5 separate regions of the Mus musculus genome follow, and all the other regions are linked to region 1. A link is a loop called in an ENCODE intact Hi-C map of the cell type or tissue named here. Cell type or tissue: gastrocnemius. All regions are shown on one strand. Region 1 overlaps Gm30215 (a long non-coding RNA gene). Region 2 has its middle 100 kb from the start of Gm30524. Region 3 overlaps Plekha5 (pleckstrin homology domain containing, family A member 5). Region 4 overlaps Aebp2 (AE binding protein 2). Region 5 overlaps Plekha5 (pleckstrin homology domain containing, family A member 5).

What was found. A loop is a pair of places that touch in the nucleus more often than their neighbours do. Peaks named below come from ENCODE experiments on the same cell type or tissue, not always from the same donor. Only the 100,000 strongest peaks of a DNase experiment are listed, where the experiment ranks them.
Region 2: a loop joins it to region 1, with 2.5 times the contacts of the local background. A loop is called at or near these places in 13 of 42 quality-filtered maps.
Region 3: a loop joins it to region 1, with 2.6 times the contacts of the local background. A loop is called at or near these places in 13 of 42 quality-filtered maps.
Region 4: a loop joins it to region 1, with 2.6 times the contacts of the local background. A loop is called at or near these places in 8 of 42 quality-filtered maps.
Region 5: it touches region 1 in a loop (2.6-fold over the local background); 3 of 42 quality-filtered maps call a loop at or near these places.

What each region holds. Positions count from the first base shown.
Region 1 is chr6:140,707,293-140,712,292 of GRCm38, reverse strand. The region is part of intron 4 of Gm30215 (a long non-coding RNA gene); the gene reads right to left. Among named protein-coding and RNA genes, the nearest start is that of Gm30215, 30 kb to the right of the region's middle. In gastrocnemius, no CTCF peak of the experiment used is centred here; a DNase peak (open chromatin) is centred at 2,394; H3K4me3 peaks cover 314 bases; H3K27ac peaks cover 364 bases.
Region 2 is chr6:140,851,559-140,856,558 of GRCm38, reverse strand. No RefSeq gene overlaps it. Among named protein-coding and RNA genes, the nearest start is that of Gm30524, 100 kb to the left of the region's middle. In gastrocnemius, a CTCF peak has its summit at 2,853 (motif pointing right); a DNase peak (open chromatin) is centred at 2,851.
Region 3 is chr6:140,469,666-140,474,665 of GRCm38, reverse strand. The region is part of intron 3 of Plekha5 (pleckstrin homology domain containing, family A member 5); the gene reads right to left. Among named protein-coding and RNA genes, the nearest start is that of Plekha5, 48 kb to the right of the region's middle. In gastrocnemius, a CTCF peak has its summit at 2,118 (motif pointing left); DNase peaks (open chromatin) are centred at 2,126 and 4,665.
Region 4 is chr6:140,643,878-140,648,877 of GRCm38, reverse strand. It overlaps Aebp2 (AE binding protein 2), which reads right to left. Exons shown (of 8, transcript NM_001005605.2): 5 at 4,806-4,930; 6 at 2,001-2,068; 7 at 793-906. Among named protein-coding and RNA genes, the nearest start is that of Aebp2, 23 kb to the right of the region's middle. In gastrocnemius, a CTCF peak has its summit at 2,758 (motif pointing left); no DNase peak of the experiment used is centred here.
Region 5 is chr6:140,574,698-140,579,697 of GRCm38, reverse strand. Plekha5 (pleckstrin homology domain containing, family A member 5) reads right to left here. Exons shown (of 31, transcript NM_144920.3): 22 at 2,360-2,471; 23 at 222-268. Among named protein-coding and RNA genes, the nearest start is that of Aebp2, 46 kb to the left of the region's middle. In gastrocnemius, a CTCF peak has its summit at 2,035 (motif pointing left); a DNase peak (open chromatin) is centred at 2,628.

The DNA.
Region 1 (5,000 bases):
TATGTGATTGTGATGAGGGGCTCACGTACAGTGTGGAGGTTAGAGGACAACTGTGTGGACTCCGTCCTCTTTGCACCTTTGTGTGTCCCGCGTACTGAACTGCTGCTGTCAGGCAGCAAGCGCCTTTAGCCAAAGATCCTCAACCCTGTCCACAAACCTGTCAGGTAAGTGAATATGCATCAGGACGGCCATGAGACCGTGTTAGTCAGCTTTCTGTCGCCATGGCAAGCACTAAGACAGTGACTTATACCAAGAAAAGCTCCATTGGGGCTCACACTGTCAGAGATTCTGCTCTGTGGCTAGTTAGCCCTGGTTCTTCGGCAGAGAGAGGCAGGATTGTATCACAAAGCAAAACCACTCCCAAGGCTCGGAGAGAAAAGAGATGGAAGAGACACAGGTCCTGTGATCTCCTTCCAAAGTACATTCCAGATGACCTAGAGATTTTGCCACCAGGTCTCATTTCCTGTAGTGTCCCACTATTCGCCAAGTTTTTAACCACCTGGATCTCCAAGGGACATTAAAGTCCCAAATGACAGCAATACCCAAGGTCACAGAAATAAGGAATCTCTCCGACGTTGACATCTCAGTGGGCTGGTTCAGAACGGATAATGCATTAGCTCTTGAACTGCAGGTAAAATGGGTTATTTGACTTTTTTTGTTTTGTGTATGTTCATGTATGTGAGCGTGGGCGTTCCTGTGTACGTACAAGGTGGTCAGCAGGCAGGCTCAACAGCCAGTCCTTCACCTTCCGCCCTGTTTAAGGCAGGGTCTCCCACTGTGTTCTCCAGGCCCATTGGTCCAAAGTGCATCCAGAGTTCCATCTCTGCCTTCTTCTCACTGTAGGAGAACTGGGATCACACAGGCCCCTTACCTCGAGAGTCCTGTTTTCTGTGGATTCCGAGGATATGAACTCAAACCCTCCAACGTGCGCAGCAAGTACTCTATTCGTTCTGCCCTCCCCCTCCCCCAGGTTATGTGGCATTTTAAAGGTACCGATCGGGTTTCCTGATTCCTGCTGGTGTTCTAGTCATTTCTGGTTTCGAAATCATGATTTTCTTTCTTTCTTTCTTTTCTTCTTTCTTTCTTTCTTTCTTTCTTTCTTTCTTTCTTTCTTTCTTTCTTTCTTTCCTCCCTCCTTCCCTCCCTCCCTCCTTTCTTTCTTTCTTTCTTTTTTTTTCTTTCTTTCTTTTTTGTGTTTTGTTTGTTTGTTTGTTTGTTTGGGGGGGTTGGATTTTTTTTTTTCCAAGACAGGGTTTCTCTGTATAGTCCTGGCTGTCCTGGAACTCACTTTGTAGACCAGGCTGGCCTTGAACTCAGAGATCCACCTGCCTCTGCCTCCCAAGTGCTGGGATTAAAGGTGTGAGCCACCACCACCCAGCTGGAAATCACAATTTTCTTCAGCCTATTTTTTTTTAATTATTTGTAATTACAAGGGAGTTTATCAGAACATTTGATCCTTTCTATAACATCAAATCAATGTCTCAGCACGATTATTTCAGATTTCTCGCTCTACCTTTGAATCCTTACATCTATTTAGTTTGAAGTTCTTATTTTGGTGGGAATTTTCTTTCCTGTCTAGTTCTCAGAAAGCAAATGAATTAAATTAAGTCATTGGACATTCTTCAGGCAACTGTGACAGGAACTCAATAAGGTGGGAAATGGGCTGATAACCTCAGGCGTCCTTCCACTACGATTTTCAATACCTATTTGGTCAGGCTTAAACAAAACTGGGTTCATTTGAGAGCCTTGGGTTTTGAATGCAGAGTGCGCCCCTGGCTGGGTCCTTGGCGTACCCATGAGTCACTCAGACCTTACAAGTCTGAAGGAAACCCTGAGCTTCAAACAGTAGGAGGGGGGCTATGGGACCAGAAAACTAGGACCTCTCTGGTAAAGTAGAGTCAGTAAAGTAGGCCCTAGGGATGTTAAGGTGATTTCAATATGTCCTTTGCTTTAAAGAAACCCCTCAAAATCGTGTGCCAAGCTCACTGTTAGGCAGCCCTAACAGTACGGTAGCCTGTCCCTGTGTTTGTGTCACAATAGACAATATATGTCCAAAAGGCATTCGATTAAAAGGGAAAATGAACTAATTGATAGTATGCTAAAAGTTGCCCAAACTTGAACATATTCTCTCTTTTTAAAATATTTATTTTCAGCTTGGCGTGATGGCGCATGCCTTTAATCCCAGCACTTGGAGGCAGAGGCAGGTGGATTTCTGAGTTCAAGGCCAGCCTGCTGGTCTACAGAGTGAGTTCCAGGACAGCCAGGGCAACACAGAGAAACCCTGCCTCAAAAAAAAAAAAAAACCCATACAAAAAAAATTTCTTTTTAATCATGTCTGTTGGAGGTGGAGTAAGTGCTAGCAGGGTCCAGAAGAGGGCAGTGGTCCCCAGAGAGCCAGAATTACAGGTGGCTGTGAGCCACACAGCTTGGTTCCTCTGTAAGAACAGTAGGTGTCCTTCATCACTGAGTTACCTTTCCAGCCCTTAACTTACAGGCCTTTTCAGTGTTGACGCAGGAAGTATCCCAGGCCCCATACAATGCTGAGGTCCATAGAAGAGGATTCCTGGAGAGAACCCCTGTCCCCACCACCTCCACAGTCTCATACTGCAAAGCCCTGAATGCCCTTCCTTGGAGTTCTCTCGGACCCACTCTGCTGCATTAGTGACGGCCAGGGCAGAGGGAGAAGCCTGGGGACCCCCTCCCCCATGCTCTGTGCAGAGCCCTGACAACTGAGCTCTTAATTTAATAAGGAAGCAAGCCCCATTCCTTGAGACCACTTAGCCAAGGCCGGGTACCAGCTGCCTTAGGTCAGCAGAAACACCCATAGCTTTTCCTCCTTAGAAGGCGGCCCTCCGCCTGTGGTTACACACCTCCCACCCCAAAGGATTCCTGATGGGCTGAAGGAATCACAGACCGCAGGGAACCTTCCTTTGTCTCATGGAGATGGCTTAATGTCCTTTCTTAGGAAGTACAGTTTTCTACTGACCAAGAGATCTGAGCAGGGTATCTGTAGTGCATGTCCCTGCAGGAAGGAAAATATGTTGTCAACACATGCAATCCAACATGCACTTGGAGTACATTGTTGTCTGGGGTTTGCTTGTGTTTCTTACTTTTGGGGGTTTTTTGATTGTTTGTTTGTTTTAAAACAGTCTCACTCTAGCTCAGGCTGGCCTGAGCTGGACTTACCACCACGTCATCCAGGCTGCCTCAAACTCTTATGATCCTCCTGCCTCTGCCTCCTCAGCACTAGGTCTATAGCCATGTTTCACTCTGCCTAGCTTGAGTTGCTGTTTTTTAAGCAGTTTTGTGGTGTTGTTGTTGCTGCTGCTGTTGTTGTTGTTGCTGTTGTTGTTGCTGCTGTTGTTTTGTTAGCCACCGCCCTGGCTTCCCTCAGGACACAGACTTGCTTGCACTCTCACAGCCTTGAACTCAAAAATTTGAGACCAGGCTGGGTAACAGAGCATAACCTCTGTCAATAAGAAGGGATGGGAAAGAGGACGATAAAGAAGAGGGGGAGAAAGGGGGAGAGAGGAGCGAGGGGGAGGAGGGAGGAGGGAGGAAGGAGAAGGGGAAAGGAGATTTAAACTAGACAAACATGTAAAGCAATATAGTGTGTCCTAGAAACCCAGAGGAACTTTGGACATGCAGATATAGTTTCCCCCAGAATTATATTTACCAAAACTGGATAATATGTGTCATTTTTCAAGCCATTGCCTAAAATTCAACTACACACACACACACACACACACACACATATATATATCAAGTGAAAGAAAAAAATTCTCATTAACCACAAAATTCAAAACGATCTAGGCCAGAGCTGTTGAGAATAAGGTAACAGCAGAAATTAATCATTAAGTTACAAAGAAAACTTGCGAAGTTAAAAGCCGTCACCCCAAACGGCGTTTTCAGGGTAATGATGTTTCAAGCTGCAATTTCAGAGACGTTTCCTGTGCATGTTTTTGCGGTTAAGGTCCCTGTTTCTGATGTGCACTTTCAAAACCAAAGGCACGTACATTTACAAAGCAATGCCAATGTAGAAAGAAGAAAAAAACCCTTTTCTTTCCACCAATGTGTACATGAAACACTAACCTCAAAGCGTTCCTATGCTTGAGCAAAACAGGATTCTGAGTCTCTCCTCCCCCACCCTCACTTCGAGGCCATCTCCGTGGAGAGACTTCCCACAGGAAAGGCTTCTTAAACTCAAGTGAAGGCAAATCTCAGCAGACAGGTCTCGTCAACTGTGTTTGCCCCGAGGTAAACCACCCATCCAGCGATATTTCCACACACCTGCCCATTCTTCATCAAATGTAATCCCAAAGTGTCCACTTCTCCCTGGGTCTTTGGGTCTGAAGGCTCCTACATCACAAAAACAGTAAATACAGTCCTTAGACTTTTATCTTGTTAATCTCTCTCTCCTTGTACAGGGTGTGACTGTTTATCTTGACAATTTGACTGGATTTGAAATCTCCTAGTGTGCTCCGGAGGGTTTCCCAGAGAGGTTGGACAGAGGAGCAAACATCCACCGTGCATGTGAGCTGCACCATCCACAGACTGTGTCCTGGGTGAACAAGAAGCTGAAAGGAAGAGAACCCCAGCCTTCATCCCTGGTTCCTGACTGCTGGTGACCAGCTGCCTCAGCCTCCTGCTGGCATGTCCTCTCCCTCCCCAGCTCCCTTAAACTGTGAGGTACAAGTCCCAGCCTTTCTTGAGTTGCTTCTGTCAGACATTTTGTCTCAGCAGCCAGGAATGTTGACTGCAAGTCCTGCGTGGGGTGAGGGAGACAGTACCTGCCTGTCCTCTACAAACCTTCCACGTCACAGCTCATCCTAGGCCAACAGGCAGATTAACAAGAATGCAGCATGCAGCTGGACGTGGTAAGACCTTTGACAAATCAAAAGAAACTAGAGGCCCAAAGAGTCCGTGAAACCTGAGCATTTAAATTCACGTGAGGTTGGGAGCCAAATACGGACTTTTGAGAAGGAAGAGGACAAAAGCAA
Region 2 (5,000 bases), 140 kb before region 1:
GCTTCAAGGATACAGGGGTAAAGGCAGGACAAAGGGGTAGCTTTGAAATGGGAGCGGAGGAGGGGAGAAGGGTGAGAGGTGGCTGAGAAACACAGAAGGTTAGGCAAGGACTGTTGCTTTCAAGTTATGAGCTGGCTAATGAAAACGTTGCCTTTGTAAATGTGGCTCTCCTAAAACTGCTTCCCATCATTTTAGAAGCAGTGTCTGTCTTCCCTAACTATGGACTTTATCTAACACAGGAAGGACAGATTTAATTTCTGTCTGTTGCCAGTCCTCATACAAAGGATCCTTTTGGTCTAGGTTTGTCATTCAACAGCAGAAATGGAAAATGTAAACACATATTAAAATACTAACACCCCCACCCCACCTCATCCCCCACCCCCACCCTTACCCCCGGAGCAAAAAAAGGATTGGTGATTGAATCTTTTTCCAAAGCCATGTATCAGGACTGGAGAGACCACTCATTGGAAAAGATCTGCTCAGCACGTGTTTACAAGTACCACCAGAAAAGCGAATTAATTTTAAATTACCTTTCAAAGTATCTCCTCTTCTATCTTGACCCTCTCCTACCACAGTCTTAAAGTGTGACTTTTGTCCCAAACAGATTTTGATCAACTTTACTTCTTCCCCAGCAAAAGAACTCAGGACACAAAGCAAAGAGATGCTATACACTGTTCTGAATGCTGGGGTAACCCTAAATAAAGCTCGTGTTTTCCTTGGAGAATTAGTAACTTCTCTGAAATAAAGAAGAAATCTCTCACAACGCCCCAACCTGAGTTAGTCTTTTGTTTTCACTTGCTGAAATGAAATGTTTTGGTGCACTTTACCTCGATGCCTGAACTAAATTTTTAAAATGCAGGTTAATTAGCAGCAGCAGCAGGAATACAAGAATGTTTTCAAATGAGCTACCATGAACAGACTAGCCAAAGATGGCTTAACATCTTTTGAAACAAAGAGCTATAGGCTAAATTGTGCCCTGTCCAAAAACATTCATATGCTGGGCTCTTATCCCAGATTCTCCTAGGATGTGACTGCGTTTGAAGGGAAAGTCAGGTCATTCAGGAAAAAATGTTTTTGTTTGGGTGAACCCTGATCTAATTTGACTGCTGTCCTGGTGTAATGGTTTGAATAAAAATGGTCCCTGTAGGTCCATAGGGAGTGGCACTATTAGGAATTGCAACCTTACTAGGGTAGGTGTGGGTTGTTGGAGGTGGTGTGTCACTAGGGGAACCAGTTCTCTTCCCACTGCCTGCCAATCTGAACCAAGAACTCCCAGCTCCTTTTCCAGCACTATGTCTGCCTGCAGGATGCCGTGCTTCACACCATGATGATAATGGACTAAACCTCTGAACCTGTAAGCCAGCCCCAATTAAATGTTTTCCTTTGTAAGAGTTGCAAAGGTCATGGCCATAGAAACCATGTAACTAACACTGTATAAGATAGAGAAAGTCAGAGGCACAGAGGGGCATCCGTGATGCTCACACATAGGAACGGCTACATGTGGACACCATTAGCAAGCAGCATTAGAGATGCCAATGAGTACAGCTTCAAGACCCTGAACCCAGCTTTCCCACACTCAGAACTGTGAGAAAATTAATCCCTGCTGTCTAACTCAGCTGGTATTCTGTGGCGGCGGCCCTAGCTGGCAGAAGCACAAACTGTCAAGACAGAGATTAGCAACAGGAAGTGAGTACCAAGTTGATCTGCCAACAACACCAAGAGCTAAAGTAAGACAGAGGACAAAGGGGGAGGTTGGGGAGCCCCAGAGTCAGGTGACTGCATCAAAGAAGAGTTCAAAACACTATGGCCATTCAGTCTGTGTCGAAGCCCAGGGGTGGTCTACAGAACCTCGCAGTTACAGAATCATGAGTTGTGAAAGGGTTGGACGTCCACAATCAACGTAATCTGTCAGTGTTGCCTGCCCTGATGTAGAAGTCTAGAGCGAGCCTTTGAAGTAAGCACCATCAAATGTATGTGTCTGAGCCTACCCAGGTTGGTAGTTCATGATCCATCTTTTTCTTTCTTTTCTCTGTGGGTTGACTCAGCCTCCATCCTTGTGAGGAACACAGACACATCTGTTACCCTCAAATGGAACCTTTTCTCTGATCCCATACAGTGTCCATCAGCGGCAGCGTGTAAAACCCAGGCCTGCTGTTCACTTCCTCACCGCCCTGGACAGAATGAAGTTGACATCCTTCAGTGTTCTGTTCTCTGACCCTCAATGGATGGAGGTAATGGTTCACAGGTCCCCCACTGCACCTACGCGGCCTAGACATCAAGCACTCCTCAGGTTGATAGCATGTGTATTGGGGGAGTAGATTAAGGCTGTCTTCATGTAGATGTGAAGCTATGTGGCCAGCTTTAAGAGAACTGAGGTCCTTTCAGCTAGTCTGCAAAGGGGCCCTCCAATATTCTTCTTTACTCTTTGTTCTTTCCCAATCATCCTTTCTTACAATCCTGGCGGACTTTGTTCAGGGTCTGCAAATCTCCCTTTAATCTCTGAGACCATGCCCTTCACACAGTTGGGGTTTACAGTTGGAACTGAAATTATTCCTCAATTGTGATACTTCACGCAGGCTTCGCCTTTCAGGGGAGCAATTTTATGCCTCCAGTGACATAATTTCCCATTAGTCAAAGGATTAGATATTATTCTACAAAGTATATAAAAAATTAAGAAAAAGTACTTTAACAAATAAAAAAGTAGGACGCACTCAGCCTTCCCCCACATGCAGCCCTGGGTGGCTAATGACCAGCTGAGTTATTTGGCATCCATGATTCTCTGGTGGTTGAAAAAAATATTCCCAAACAATTAAACTGAGGAAATCCTCTGAGAAAGTCCTACACTAGGTGGCGCTGGAGAGGTGGCAAAGCCATTAAGAGCACAGGCTGCTCTTAATTCCCAGCAATCACAAGGGGTCTCACAACCACGCATAACTCCAGTTCCAATTTGGGGACTCCAAAGACACAGGGCACACAAATGGTACACATGCGTACACGCAGGCAAAACACCTATTCACATAAATAATTTTAAAACTCACACTTAGGGATGCTAAGCAAGTTATAACACGAGACCCAGATAAAAACACCACTGAAGCCAACTACATGAGGACACACAGCCAAGTTCGGGCGCCACGCGAAGAGGCCATAGATTGTCGCTAAACAGGAATAAAGGAACAGCCCTCCTAAGGAAACTGAAGCTGAGTTTGAGGATGTAGCTTGATAGGACAAAGCTCAGGTCCCCAGGGGACCCTCCAGTGCCTTGTGCAGCCCGAGATGCCATGCCCGAGCTTCTCAAGATGAAAAGCCTTGGGCCACGTAGGAAAACCATGGACGTCATCCTAACTTATCTTGATGGCTAATTCTTCTGAAACTAAAACCCCACATATCCAGGTTTATTACAAATAAAGCCGGGGTGACTCATGGGTAGCTTCACTCCACTTCTTCTTGAAAGTTGATTTTAATGGAAGTAGTACAAGATAAATATTAAAATAGCACCTCCAGGCAGCCCACCCCAGAAATCTGAGCTTGCCACCCTCAATCAGTCAACTGTGGCCCACGGTTATTTCAAGGCAGACAGTCACTCTTTTTCGATCCTGGCTGCGGACTATGCTGTCAGGATTCATTGAGTAGCACGAGACACCAAGAGTGTGCATGTGTTCATGTGTGCATGCCTGTATGCATGTGTGTGCATGCACATGAATATTTGAATCTAAATGGCCAACGACAAACTTTATATCATAACCGTAAGGAGAGGTGGAGTGAGTGAAAGAGCAGCTACTCTCTGGTCTTAGAAACGTAGTTTTCTCTGGCTATTAAATTAAATGGAGACCCAAAAGCGGTGGACCATGAAATACTTATTGGAATTGTTTTTTTTAACAGTTTCCATAGCTACCCCTGGGACTGCTCAGTCTGCTCAGAGCCGTGTTTTCATACACACAAAGGATGGTAACCACACCACCCACAGACTCTGAGATTTACACCAGCTCTGGGATGGGCCCTTTGCTTAGTCACCCTCTTCTTTTAAATCCTCTCCTCCTTGTGCTTCCTTCATTTCCCTGTGATACCTCCACCTCTGCCAGCTCCTTCCTCACACTGCAGCCTTCAACACCAATTGTTAGCTGATGGTAGGTCGGCTTTCCTAGTCCTGTCTGTTAAAGCCAAGTGGCACGGAGACAATTGTCCTTGCTGCCACATTCCAGGGCCATTTCCCTGAACATTTTCTTCCCATTCTTAGAGGTCAGCATGACATCTTTGCTTCAAATCCATTTGTGAGATCAGTTTCAATCTCCTCAGCTTATAATAGACAGTGTCCCCCAGCACACCTGAAATCTGGCATCTAACCCTTTCCTACCACCACCCCCCTCCCGCCCCACCCCATGTCTCTTGGGCCTTGATTTAAATACACATCTGTCTTCTGTTTGGCCTAACTCTGAATCCTCCCAGACCTGGCTCCTTACTTTTTTCTTCCCCTTCACTACAATGCCCACCGTTCTTTTCAGGCAGCCTAGCTGCAGAGAATTCTACTCATCTATCATCATTGTATTCTACAAAGGTCACTTTCAACTGTGAGCCATCGACCTGTGAACCATGTCAGTTAGATGAGAGAGTTAGGACCCACTGAACCTCAAGCCAGCACCCGTGTCTTTCTGTTTGTAAATGCCTGACTTAATTTATACTTTGATCTGTTCGTGTTGAGGTCAAACAGTCATAGCTCTTGCCCGATCAACGTTTGTCTAACACGTGGGTTACTCCATAAAGGACATCGCAGCCTTCTCCTGTGTAGGACTTATCAGCTTTGGAGTTACCAGTCAGGACTCAGCACTGACCTCATGGGTGTTTTAAAATAGCAAAACCACCAACAGAACGAACTTAAAAAGCTGCAGGTGAGATAAACAGACTGCACGGCATCCTTTTTAATCATGTGGGGGATAGCCAAGGCTGAGAGTCACCTTGTTTGACCTTGGGGTAAGCGACAGGTCCCACTGTCCTATATGTGCCCA
Region 3 (5,000 bases), 240 kb after region 1:
GGTGATAATCTGTTGTCTTGTTCTATTTAACCAGCAATATTGTGTACCTGGTAGGAGCAGACATGGGGCCCAGGAGCCAAACTATCCAACTGAAGTCACAATGTGGTGAGTTGTCCAGCAGCCACGGGACTCCCACCTGAGCTCACCGCCCCCCACCCCCTTTTTTGTTTTGTTTTTTTTCAAGACAGGTTTTCTCTGTGTAGCCCTGGCTGCCCTGGAATTCACTCTGTGGATCAGGCAGGCTTTGGACTCAAAAGATCTGCCAGCCTTTGCCTCGCGTGTCCTGGGACTGAAGGTGTGCACCTCCACTACCCAGCTGCTCCATTACTTTTAATGCTACCTTCCAGGAAATAGTTTCTTGACTTATACTTTAAAATACCAGTCACTTTATACTGAACTAGACACTTACCCTGAGTGACAAAATTAATACAAGTACTTACTGAAGCCTGAACAACTATACATTTTCAGGGGCCTTTCAGCAACTCTTGTTGCTATGGTTTCCAGTCTGATTCTAGTTATTAAGATCTTGTGGCTGACAATACCCATGCACAAGTCTATGGAGACAGGTTGCAAATAAAATGCAGTCTGGTGACTCAAAAGGAATATCAGAGTGAAAGAGGCTCTGCTATAAAATGCCCTACCTCCTTGCTTACAGTAGAAGGTTATGTTCTAATAAGGAACTGTTCAAAAGATGGTGATTAATTAATTAATGATAAGGACACTACATGTACATTTGTGTACCATGACATTAAAGAGTCAATTATGTAGTTGGTGGTTTGATTATAAATTCCTGAATCACTGAATACTTTAAAATTTGTTTGTATGTATGTATGTATGTATGCATGTATGCATATGTATGCATGTGTAGGTATGTATGTATGCATGTGTATGTATGTATGTATGCATGCATGTATGCATGTACATTCTTACCCCCTCCTCTCCCCTCTGAAGTGGGACTCTTGTAGCTTCAAATAACAATTAATCAAATTCAAAAGAGCCTAAGTAAAAGGAAGGTGTGAGTAAAGTCCAGGGGCTGTTGAGGAACGCAGAGGCCACAGATGCAGCTACTTCTCAAGGCTGGACAGCTGGACTGACATCTTTAAGGTTTCAGACCCAACACAGAAGAAGAGCTCACAGGGTAGGGATGAAGACTATGACTATTTGCTGTCAGAAGAAGGGAAGGGAAGGGAAAGGGAAAGGGAAAGGGAAAGGGAAAGGGAAAGGGAAAGGGAAAGGGAAAGGGAAGGGGAAAGGGGAAAGGGGAAAGGGGAAAGGGGAAAGGGGAAGGGGAAGGGGAAGGGGAAGGGGAAGGGAAAGGGAAAGGGAAAGGAAAGCACAATGTTGATGGTCTGCTGGCTGGCTGGCTGGCTAGGCTTTGGTTTCTTTGAGATAAGGTCTCTCTAATAACAAACGCAGATTCTCCTGTACCAGCCTCCTGTCCGCAGAGACACGGTGTATGCCACCATGCCTGGCCTTTGATTGTTTTTTAAAAGGCTCACATAGTAAAGCTCTTATCCTTCCATCATAGATGACCAAACAAGTTTACACCATTTCTGAAAGTCAAGTTCTGAAGCGCAATGATAGTTTAGTAAAGACTCAAAAGTCAACTGTGAAACAGCCAGGACTGGACTGGCTTGACTGAGATGTAGCAGGCAAGTTCCAAGGAGAATTCAAGACCACAATTATGGCCAATTTCAAGAATTATGAAAGAAATAATTTAGATTTTAAAACTCACATGTAACAAGATAAGTATAACCAATATGCACTGCTGTAGACAGTCATTACAATGAAAGTTGTTAACTATGGTATTTTTCTCAATAAATTTCAACACTTATTATTAATAATCAAAATTACAAATAAGTATACATTTATATTTTTCAGTTATCATGTTCCTCTAAATTGTATCACTTATTTTAAAATTTCCATATTTAAAAATTCTATACAAAAAGCTGAAGGTTTTCTTTTGAGAAAGATCAATCTATATAAACACAGCACAGTCAAAAGCTTGTAAGCTGTCTGTCTTGCTAGCAGTAAGACAGACAAGAAACTGGCTGAATAAAGAAAACAAATCTGCTCCATAGCCTAAGCTCCAGAACACTGAAGAGCCAGCGCCCTCATCTGGCCAAACAAGGAACTGGACATTTTACATGTTCATTCAGTCTGCTAAAGAATACAATTCAGGACTTTAATTGGTCGTCAAGGAAGGGCGGGGTGGAGATAACTTACCAGTACAAATTTGTTTGCTACCTTTTAAAAAGCTTAAAAGGCTTGACTTCTTGCTACTAAAATGCCAACTTTTCATAGCATCAAACGTTACCAGTCCTCTTATTTGCAATCATTGTAAAATTGCTAAAGAAGGTCCTCTCTGGGGCCTGTGACATAGCTCATCAGGTGAGGGGTCTGTCCAAGCCTGATGTCCCAGGTGACTCTACAGAGCCACATGGTGGAGGATGAGAACTACTCCCCAAGGCTGGCCTCTGGACATTCAGACTAGGGCCACCATGTCCATACACACACATACGCAAACGCAATAAACTAAACTTAAAAGAAATATATACCTGAAAACAAGACATATTATGACTCACATAAAACAACCGTGAAATTATCTTCACTGGTAAGAAGTAAGAGTTTGCACTTCTTCCTGTTGAAGTATTTCTTTCAATTATACACAGACTAAGCATCCCTTGGCTCCATTCCTAGGGGCTAAAGTAGTTTACCAGCTGAGTGGTTCTAACCCACAGGTCCGAAACTTGAAGCTGAGAAGTTTTGCATGCCAGGAAGAAAGTGAAGTAAACAGAGCCTGGGCTTTCAGAGCCATTTTCAGACCTCAGACAGCCAGGTCTGCTAACTTTCTTGTATTATCAGTATGCTATCTGTGAGATACCACCTCAAGCAGCCGAGATACTTCAGTTACAACTGGAATGCTGAAGGTAAACATGACATGATGACAAGCCTCATGTCACCATCATATGATGACGACTTAGCACAGGCATTAACAGTGTCAAGATGTTAGCTATTTGCCAGACATTATTATAAGTGAGAGTTAGAATAGTTATCTATTGAACCATGTCCAGAATTTAAATCACAGTCTCAGAATTTGGGGCTATATCATCTCAAGGTAAACATGGTATCAATGACTTTGTTTCTAAATGTTTATTTGTTCATCTTACCTTATGCATGTGTGGCTGTAGATGGAAATATACGTACCATGTGTGAGCAGGCAGCCATAAAAGGCCAGGAAAGGCCACAGGATCGGTCACCTGGAAACTGGAGCTACAGTAGGCTGTAAGCTGCATGTCTCAGGTGCTGGGAACTGAACCTGGGTCCTTTTCAAGAGCAGCGTGTGCCGTTAGCCACTGCACCATCTCTCCAGCACCACCAGAGACGTAGTGTTGAAATATTTCCATATTTTCTCCTACACCTAGTCTCAGTAGGTCCTTCCTGGTTACTGCTGCATAAACCTATTTGCCTCATCTCTTTTCCTGTCTAAACTGCCTCACAACTACCTGCTGATATGCATCGCTGTGACCACGCTGATGCAGGCACAGCCACCTGGGTACAAGGCAAAACTTTTCCCACTCTGGGTCCATCTCAATCACACACACCTTGAAGAAGCAGTGAAGAGTGCCACAGGATATAAGGAAAGTTGTTTCTTCAGGATCTGACTTCCTTAAGAAAATCTGGTCTGAAACATATCTTCTGCTTGTGCACTGAACACACTACAAAAGCCACCCAAAAGTCCTCAACAGCCTCAAACTTCAGCCACTGTCTTACTTGCACGTCCTTCGGCCTCACTGCAACCCCACACACAAGCACATTTTTCTTCTTGATTTTTACCACAGGTCTCTCAGATGCTTTCTGTGTGTCCATCTGCTGGCTGATCACAACTGACCAGCCAGCTGATGTTTTCTGCCAAACTACAACTTGTTTCCAGTAGATGGACCCCCAGGTCCAAACCTCTGCTACTATGGTATAGGAGACTACTAGAAATCAGTATTTTTCTATCAACTTTCTTTTCCATCACCATACTCCCAGATCACACTTTTAAAATCTACTTTACCTACAATATAATTAAAGTTGACCACACAGGTCAGCTTTTCACTGGCTTCTGCAGCAAAGCCATCTTCCAATTAATGTACCAATGGAAGAGATAAGTGAAAATCCAGTGAGTTACTTGTATACATTTTTTACAAATCTGTTATTCTTGCTACTGGTCTAATTTTATTTCCTATATAGTAAGTTGAGAGTACAGAGCTATGTGCACACATATATGGAGGCCATTGGGTGTCTTCTCTAATTGCTCTCCACCTTCTTTATCAAGGCAGGGTCTCTCTCACTTGAACTCAAGGCTCACTGATTCTGCTGGCCTAGATAGCTAGCTTTCCCGGGGGACCTCAGATGTCTATCTCTTGAATGCTGGGATTACAGGTGGGCCATCATACCAAACAACATTTACATGGATGGGTGCCGGGGTTGAGAACTCTGTCCTTACATTTTTACAGCAAACACCTTACACACCCTGCCACCTCTCCCTTTAAAAAACGGAAACTGTTTTATCATCCAGCTGGCTGAATGGATTTGCTGTGCCTACCAGGTGGGCCTTGGATTAGCAGCGACTCTCTTTTGCCTTTCTTTCTTTCTCTTTCTCCTGAACACTGGGATCACAGCCATGCACCACCACGTGGGTCCAGCATTAAATGCGTTTACATGGCCTGGTAAGACGGCTCAGAGTAAAGATGCTTGCTGCCAGCATCCTGAATTCCATCAGTGCGATCCAGATAGTGGAAAAAGAGAACTGATCCCTGCAAACTGTTCTCTGTCCACCACACATGTGCTTTTGTAACACACACTGTGTGTATATATGTGTGTACACATGTGCGTGCACACACACACTTTCACATGAATATTTTTCAGTATCACCTTTCATTTTATTAGTGGTGCGTTAGGTATTCAGTCAGTCTTTACTTCAATATATTATTGCGGCTCAGTAAGACATTTCA
Region 4 (5,000 bases), 63 kb after region 1:
ATGAACACCCTACTGCAGTTATGATATATGCAGAGAGAGTAGTCCCAGAGAGGCTGCTATTGTTGTATATCAGCTAAGAAAAATTCCCAAGAATTTTTTTTGAACTTCCGAGAACTTCTTTGAACCACAGTCTGAAACTGCCAGGTCAGAGAAGCTGAGAAATGAGACTAGGGCCAGGCAGTGATGGCGCACACCTTTAATCCCAGCACTTGGGAGGCAGAGGCAGGAGAATTTCTAAGTCCGAGGCCAGTCTGGTCTACAGAGTGAGTTCCAGGACAGCCAGGGCTACACAGAGAAACCCTGTCTTGAAAAAACAAACAAGAAAAATAAAAGAATTGAGACTAGGAAATAGTTAACAAGCACAAAGCTACTTAAACCTCTCTTGGGCTCAGTCTGGGGAGAATGTGAGTGGAGTACCGGGCATACACAACACACTCCATTTCTTTCCAGGCCCACAGAGTCTGACACAGAGGCAGTGAGGCAGCACTGATGACACAGCCCCACAACCCATGCACCACCCAAGAAAGCTATTGGAAAGAAATATCTAGCACAAGTTGCTTGTCCCAAGCCCAGAAATCTATGTTCTGAAGCCTTTAGAGCAACATGGTTCTGAATGCTCTGATGAAAGATGTTCAATTAATCATGTCTAGGCAAAATCAAGACAAAATCCAGCATTTTAGATAAAGATTATATTTCATCTCTACTGAAAAATAAATTTCAACTCACCCAAAATTTAGAAAGATCAAAATAACAATTACGAAAGGAAAAGTATATTGTCACAAAGTAAATTACCTGTAAATGTTTGGGTCCAACAGCAAGGCAGTATCTTTGGGTAGCTTTGATAAATGAACTACTTTCGTTTTTAACTGATGTCGTTCACTCTCATTCACCCATACATCTGGCAGACTATGAATTAAAAAAGAAAAGCCAACAATTTATAGTTATCCTAGACGCACTGTCCCTGTGTCTTTACTTTTCTGATTCTCTGACAGAGACACCTATGCGCTTCTGCAAAGACAGGTATGGCAGACCACACAGGGAGCAGCACACATTCAGTGGGTAGCATTTGGGGTATAGGATGGACTAGAAATTTGTACAGTCTGGCTTCCAACTAAATCAAAGAAAATCTAACACTTTGTTTCTGTCAAGGAGAGATCTTTCATAAGACTGAGCCGAAAAAGAAAAGGTATTGGAAAAGGAAGGAAAGGAGAAAAGGCATGTATGTGTGACCAAAATCTAAATTTAAGAGTATTTAATCCTACAAGAGTCAAAGCCCTTTAATATCTGTATTGTTCAATTTCCATAACAGTAGGATTATGATGACATTGAAATTTGACATTTTTTAAATGTTTATTCTATTTTATGAGTATATGCCTGCATGCATGTGTGTCACGAATATGCCTGGTGCCTTGAAGGCCAAATGAGGGCATCTGGACAGTATGATGTGCCGTGTGTTGGGTGTTGAAAAAAAAAAAAAATCAAAACTGCCTGCTCAAAACTCAGCATTAATAAAGACCATGAGCTCACAGACAGTGGGTGACATGGAGAGGCAAAAAGTCTCCATGTGGTAGCAGCTTTCTAACCGAAGACCAGTCCACAAAAGTGATCACGATGACTTCATAACCTGGCCAAGAAAGCCATGGCTCGCTCGGGAGACCAGAGGCTCCCAGGCCCAGAACCTCCTCCAGCTGCTGTCTGTCAAGCTGCCCTGACATCACACACACTGACTCCTCTCCACACACTCTGACATCACACACACTGACTCCTCCTCCAGCTGCTGTCTGTCAAGCTGCCCTGACATCACACACACTGACTGGCGGGCAGAGTCCTCTCTCTCGGTCCTCACCAGACACAGTGCAGTTGAGCACAAAGTATAAAAAACTCAGCTCAGCTGTCAACTTGACAGCCTCAAAGCACAGTACATTCTGAAAGTTAAGTAATGTTTACACTCACAATTTTAAAAGTAAACGTTTTGCTTTCCCACACTGTCAAACACTCACATGTCTTCCGGCATCCAATGAAGCAAAAGCTTTATCTTTCCAGATTCCTCCTTTCTCTTCGCTATTACCTAGTAACAGTACAAAAAGAAAGACAGAAAACTATAAAACACCACTCGTCTATACTCTTAAATTGACATGGTCATGCCTACCAGGAAAGGCACTGCCACCACAACATCTTATCCTTTCTTCTTTGCACATGTCAACCTCTTCCCACAACACTGAAATTGCCAAGGTACCCACACACACTCATAAATTTAAAAAAAAAAAAAAAAACAAAACAAAAAAAAACTAAAGCAACTAATGGCTGTCAGGATGGCCGAGCAGTCATAAGCACTTTCTTCAAGGGCTGAGTCTGACTTGGGAGAACGGATCTACCAAAGGTCCTGAGTTCAAGTCCCAGCAACCACATGGTGGCTCACAACCATCCATAATGAGATCTGACGCCCTTTTCTGGTGCATCTGAAGACAGCTACAGTGTACTTAGATAAAATAATAAATAAATCTCTTTTAAAAAAAAGAGATGTCCAAATAAATATTGTTATATTGTTCTCAAAACATATCACAACTAATAATAGAACTTTATAAAGAAAACCAATTCTTTCCTATGGAAGCCTGTAGTTATATGATTGCATTAGCATTAGACTTGGCAATTAATGGAAAAATGCAAAAGTAGGTCTGGAGTTACAACAACAAATGCAGAACAACTCAGGCCAACACAGCATCACAACCAGATGTGTGGTTCTGCTGACCTCTTCTGGAGAAAACTTCACTGAAGGCACACATTAGCACATGTAGACAGTTTCAAGTAGTTCATGACAGTTACTAACAGGGACACTTACAGTTACAGTTTGTATTAAGCATTTCTGCCATTTTAGCAGGGAATGTATGTGGTGCTGTGTATCTACAATCCCAGGCCTCAAGAAGCTGAGGCAGGAGTTTGAAGGTAGCTTTGTAGACTGCCTCAAACGTTATTCTATAAAGGTTGATTCTACTCAACATAGAATGGTATTCACCACAGCCATGACAACTTGCTCAGCTGGCTGATTCCTCTCTAGCTCACAAGGATGTCCCACCCCCCCACGTTTCACATGACCCCCACCCCCACCCCACCCCCACGGCAAGGTCCCTCAGCATGCACTCACTCCATGTCAGTGCAGGCACTCACACTAGTGTACTTAAGGGTTCAATCACTCATCCTTGGTTATTACCCACACAACATACACAGTATGTCCTAATCTGCCCAGGCCCTTAGCCTTATATATTCTCCTAAGTGTTCCATCATCAAATGATGGGGATATTTTAGTTGGAAGTATTTACACACAAAATACATTTTTTTAAAAACCCAGAGCCGGGCGTGGTGGCGCACGCCTTTAATCCCAGCACTCGGGAGGCAGAGGCAGGCGGATTTCTGAGTTCGAGGCCAGCCTGGTCTACAGAGTGAGTTCCAGGACAGCCAGGGCTACACAGAGAAACCCTGTCTCAAAAAAACAAGAACAAAACAAACAAAAAAAACCCAATAAAACAAACACTAAACAATGGGGACATGCATGTGCTAACCCTAACACTAACACACACACACACTTTAAAAATAACTAGAAAAAGGCTAGAGACAGACGTGGTAGTCAAGAGTACTTGCTGCCCTTAAAGAGAATCCTTGGAGAGTTTGGATACCAGCAACCACGTGGCAACTCGCAGGCAGGCATACACATGCACATAAGTTAATAATACTTTTTAAAAAGAATGGCCAAGGGGGCTGGTGAGATGGCTCAGTGGGTAAGAGCACCCGACTGCTCTTCCGAAGGTCCGAAGTTCAAATCCCAGCAACCACATGGTGGCTCACAACCATCTGTAATGAGATCTGATGCCCTCTTCTGATGCATCTGAAGACAGCTACAGTGTACTTACATATAATAAATAAATAAATAAATAAATCTTAAAAAAAAAAAAAAAGAATGGCCAATAAATTTGTTCCTTGCTAACCAACTGATTTTACTGTTTTTTGTTTCTAAGCTGATATTCTGCTTGTTCTGGGTTGAAAACCTAGCCCCAAGAAATAGTGACTCTCCACAATGTGCTGGCCAGCCACGGTTCTAGAAAACTGAGGTTATACCTATGAAACAAAACACAATTAAAAATGTCCTCCTTCTGGGCTGGTGAGATGGCTCAGTGGGTAAGAGCACCCGACTGCTCTTCCGAAGGTCCAGAGTTCAAATCCCAGCAACCACATGGTGGCTCACAACCATCCGTAACAAGATCTGACTCCCTCTTCTGGTGTGTCTGAAGACAGCTACAGTGTACTTACTATAATAATAAATAAAAAATCTTTAAAAAAAAAAAGTCCTCCTTCATGATATTGATGATATGTTCACACCCCCACACTAGCCCCACCCAAATACTTTTTTTGGCTTTTGGTACTAGAGGTTGAAGATTGACCCCACAGCCTCCATTATGCTAGGTAGGCAATTACTCTATCACTAAGTTCCACCCTTACTCTTCATTTTCAGCAACTACGTTGCCCAGGCGGCCTTACAGTCACTCTAGCCCGGGAAAGCTTGAACCTAAAGATGCCCGGGCTTCATGTGCAGAGTGCCAGGATTCACAGGCATATATATACTAACATATCACAGGCATATATATACTAACATATCACAGGCATATACTAACATATCACAGGCATATATATACTAACATATGAACAAAGCTGTGACTTTAACAAAGCCTCCTAAATTTTGATCAGTGTATAAATGTGAAGCCAGTGTATACTTTGCCGTTCTATCTAATTTGAAAGAAAAACAGAATACTTACAGTACTGTGGAAAACAACACTGTGTCCCTTCCCTAGACTTTCTATGTGAGCAGAGAGGTTAAAGCAGATGGCTCGATGTCTTATGGCATCCAGTGTTTGTGCATCGAAGAAATCGTGTGGCCGCGCTGAAAGGTTAAAGGCAGTTTAGAAGATGTCAACCGTGTGCTTTGCAAGCACAGAAGACTGCAGCTTTAA
Region 5 (5,000 bases), 130 kb after region 1:
TAAGGTTAAAATGACCTAGATATATTTATTTAAAAAACATTTTTTTTCTCCTGAGACAGTCTTGCTATGCAGCCCAGGCAAACTTGCTTCCTCGTGTCTCAGCCTCCCGAGCACTGGGTTACAGGCACCGCCACCCGGGCAGGCTGGAACAGAGGAGATGTAACTACTTTTATCTCACTTGTTAATATCTCAAGTTAGGTAGAAAACCAAGCCCAACTTACCTCGCTCTTGTACTTAACTGATGAGAAAGGCTTTGATCCTGCCAGACCTACTGGGAAAATTAGAAAACATCACTGCTTATGTAAGAACACTTTCCTTTCTTCTTTTCTTTTTTTTGGTTGTTTTCTTCTTCAAGACAGGATTTTTCTCTGTGTAACTGCCCTGGCTGTCCTGGAACTCACAGAGATCCCCCTGCCTCTGCCTCCTGAGTGCTGGGATTGAAGGCATGTGCCCCACTGATCAACAAGAACAACTTTCTAAATCCACAGCAAGCATGATTTCAGTTAGCTTACTTTACTTAAGGATTTAAACTCTGGCCTGGAGAGATGGCTCAGAGGTTAAGAACACTGACTGTTCTTCCAGAGGTCCTGAGTTCAAATCCCAGCAACTACATGGTGGCTCACAACCATCTGTAATGAGATCTGATGCCCTCTTCTGGTGTGTCTGAAGACAGCTACAGTTTACTTATACACAATAAATAAATAAATTTAAAAAAATAATTGAAATTCGATGTTTTTATTTTATGAGCATGTGCATGCACACGTGCCAAGTGCTCATGTAGATAGAAGGCAGAGGACAGCTTGTACTAGTGGGCTCTGTCCTTCCACCTTGTGGGTCTCAGGGATCAAACCCAGGTCTCCAGTATTGCAGCCAATGTCCTTACCCACTGAGCTGTCCCACCAGGCCAGCCTGGTTCTACTTATTTTAGATGAAGTCTTCTCCGCTCTATCCCTACCCATTGCCTGCTTTCAGAAATGGAGTTAATCTTCCCTGCCAGTAACTGAGGCTGGCCTCAGACACAAGGCAACCCCCTGGCCTCAACCTCCCTAGTGCTAGGACTGTGGTGTTAGCTATCATATGTGGTGAAGCCTTCCGTTTCTTTTCTTTTTTGGGGGCGGGGGGGGGGGGGGGAGGGGCAAGGTTTCTCTGTGTAGCCCTGGCTGCCTGGAACTTGCATTGTACACTAGGCTGGCCTCAAACTCAGGGATCTGCCTGCCTCTGCCTCCAGAGTGCAAGGATTTAAGGTCTATACTACCACCAACATCTGGCTCTAAATACTAAAATTAAAAGATGGTATTTCAGGCTGGAAAGATGGCTGACTGATTCTCAGCTGGAGGCGCACAACGGCCTTTAACAGTTCCAGGGGCTCTGCTGCCTTCTGGCCTCCACAGGCACAAGTCACACAGATGAACATGGAGGCAGAACACCAGCACACATAAAGTTTTTTTAAAAATCTTAATAATAAGAAAAGAAAGGATATGTGGAAACAGGTTTCCTCACGCATTATTGGCATACACAGTAATCTTTTATGAGACCAATCTGGCCGTAGTCTTTAGAATGGAGTACATACTAACTCTTTACACTGTGGGACCTGGTGGAACGATGCCTGTTACAGAGTGACTCACAGACAGTAACAGAGAGAGCTGCAGATACAGCACACATTCACCGACATGAAGCACAGTTAGTCCCTGCAGTTAATCTCTCTTAGGCAGCTACTACTACATTTGGGGCGGGGAAAGCCAACAAGATCAGTTACCATGGTAATGGTAGCAGGAACTGCACTCATTGGTTAGAACCAAGAAAAGACAAGAAGGTGATGTTGACATATGTTGATATGCCACATACATGAATGAAACTTTCAAAATATAAATAAAAGATTTATTAAAAGGTAGCCGGGAAGCAGAGCTGGAGAGATGGCTCAGAGGTTAAGAGCACCGGTTGCTTTTCCAGAGGTCCTGAGTTCAATTCCTAGCAACCACATGGTGGCTCACAGCCATCTGTAATGAGATCTGATGCCCTCTTCTGGCCTGCAGATGTATATGCAGCAGAGCACTCACATTAAATAAATAAAAAATTTTAAAAGTGGGGGGAGCAAATTGAGAAAAAGGGGTGTAGGATCACTTCCGTTTTTGTCCCCACACTAGGAAGACTCAGAAGGGGAGAGTCGCTGAAGTCCCTTCAGCTTCACTCACTCAGGTCAGGGTTTGTGTGGCGGTGGCTGCCAGAATTGCTGCTTTTGGTTTATTAAGTTATGTACCATTCAGTGGCTCAGAGGGCTGGTTTCTGGTGATAGACTCTATTGAGGTGCAAATGTAACGCCATCTTTCCATTTAGACACCGCTGTGCAGAGCTGACCCACCTGTTTCTGAAGAGCCTCTTTGCTGTTTGTGTTTGCTCAACCCCTCCATGACATCTTGAATTCTCCAGAGCTCCTTTTGAATCTGTGCCCGTTGAATTCCTGCCGACTCACTCTATCAGCAAAGACGACAGATCACTGTAGTGCTTGCGTGGGGCAGGCCCGTGGACTCATGCATTTGAACCCTGGGTGTCTGCTGGCGGGGCCTTGATAAAGGCAGTCCACACTGGGTGGGAGCGTTGATGCTTTACAGCTGGGCCCGTCCTCGTTCTCTCCCTCCCGAGCTCTGGCCAGCCTCCAGGCCTTCCTGCCGTGATGGAACCAAGGCAGAGGGCCAGAAGAAACCCTTTCTCCACTAAGTTGCTTTTTGTTAGGGTTTTCTATGACAGCAACAGGAAAATAACTAACTCAATAACAACTTACGAAAACCGTCAACCTTATAAGTTCTACTAGTCATAAATAAACAATTAGAGCGGCCGAGGGCTAAGTCCCAGGGTATTTAGCGTAACACACACGAGGCAAACAGTAAAGCTGTGCCAGGCGTGGTAGTGCACACCTTTAATCCCAGCACTCAGGAGGCAGAGGTAGGCTGATTTCTGAGTTCAAGGCCAGCCTGGTCTACAAAGTGAGCTCCAGGACAGCCAGGGCTATACAGAGAAACCCTGTCTCAAAAAACAAAACAAAAAATCCCAAAAAACCCCCAAACAAACAAACAAACAAAAACCAGTAAAGCTGTGCATGTCCATCACGGCAGGAAGGCCTGGAGGCTGGCCCGAGCTCGGGAGAAGAGAAGGAAAGCCAAGGAGTTCTCCATGGGCTACCTCGGCTACAGATCACTTTCTCTGGTTTCACATACAGCCAAGCCAACGGTGGGCTGCAGATCAGTGGCAGGAAGTCATTTGTCCTGCATGCACAAGGCTCTCGCACAGCAGCAGCGCTGGATTTAAGAAAGAGTCACTACCGTGTAACTGCTGCTCAGTTACAGCTGCTGCTGCAGGCGTGGGCGTGCGCAGCCCAGGAGCAGAGCTGAGGACACTTATGCCCCATCACCTCCTCCCAACCTTCCTGTACAGGGAGGGAAGGCACTGTATTACTTGTGGTTTCATGGTTCACTGACAGGCATGGGACATGTTCTGAGGATCAGGGCTCCTGCACTACTTCCTAAATTCTAAAACATAAAAAACAATCCCCCATAATCAGCTTCCAAACGCTGACACCATTGCATACACTAGCAAGATTTTATCGAAAGGACCCAGATGTAGCTGTCTCTTGTGAGACTATGCCGGGGCCTAGCAAACACAGAAGTGGATGCTCACAGTCAGCTATTGGATGGGTCACAGGGCCCTCAATGGAGGAGCTAGAGAAAGTAACCAAGGAGCTAAAGGGATCTGCAACCCTATAGGTGGAACAACATTATGAACTAACCAGTACCTCGGAGCTCTTGACTCTAGCTGCATATGTATCAAAAGATGGCCTAGTCGGCCATCACTGCAAAGAGAGGCCCATTGGACTTGCAAACTTTATATGCCCCAGTACAGGGGAACGCCAGGGCCAAGGAGTGGGAGTGGGTGGGTGGGGGAGTGGGGGGGGGAGTGTGTTGGGGACTTTTTGGATAGCATTGGAAATGTAAATGAGGAAAATACCTAATAAAAACAATTAATTCTAAAAAAAACAAAACAAAAAAAAAAAAACAAACAATCCCCACTTGATTGACGGAAGTAAGTAAGTGTGTTTCCAATACAAACATTTCATCCCAGCCACTTTTACTCTATTCTGGTACATTCACTTTCTTCTTCTTCTTCTTCTTCTTTTTTTTTTTTTTTTTGGTTTTTCAAGACAGGGTTTCTCTGTGTAGCCCTGGCTGTCCTGGAACTCACTTTGTAGACCAGGCTGGTCTCGAACTCAGAAATCCTCTTGCCTCTGCCTCCCAAGTGCTGGGATTAAAGGTGTGCGCCACCACTACCTGGCCTACATTCTGTATCATGCTTTCTTATTTAAACATTTTGTATCATGCTTTAAGTTAAAACCACACAGTTTCAAGACTCTGTTATACTTATATGACCCTTGCAGGGAAATCCATTTGTCTTGGGGCTGGAATGATAGCTTAGCACTTAAGAGAGCTTGCTGTCCTTCCAAAAACCACACGTTAGTAGCTCACAACCACCTGTTACACAAAGTCCAGGGTCCATGACCTCTGAGGTATCCACACATGTGGCACACACTGTCCACATACAATGTCCTGTTGCTGTGAGAGAGGGAACACCATGGCCACAGCCAAACTCTTCCTATCTTATTTTTTTCTGAGACAGGGTTTCTCTGTGTAACTCCGGCTGACCCCAAACCCAAAACTCACAGAGATCCACCTACCTCTGCCTCCTGAGCGCTGGGTGGTGAGAACCAATGCTGCCTGGTGGCTTGCTTTGGGGGGCAAACTCTTCTAAAAAGAAAGTACTTGACTGGGGACTTGCTTACAGTTTCCGATGGTTAGTCCCTGACTATCATGGCTGGATACAGACAGGCACAGTGCTGAAGTAGTGCCTGACAGTCACACTGAGCCTGCTGTGGCTGCTGCTGCTGCTTCTTTTTTTATATTTATTTATCTCATGGATGTGGGTACACTGGCGCTGTCTTCAGACAGACTAGA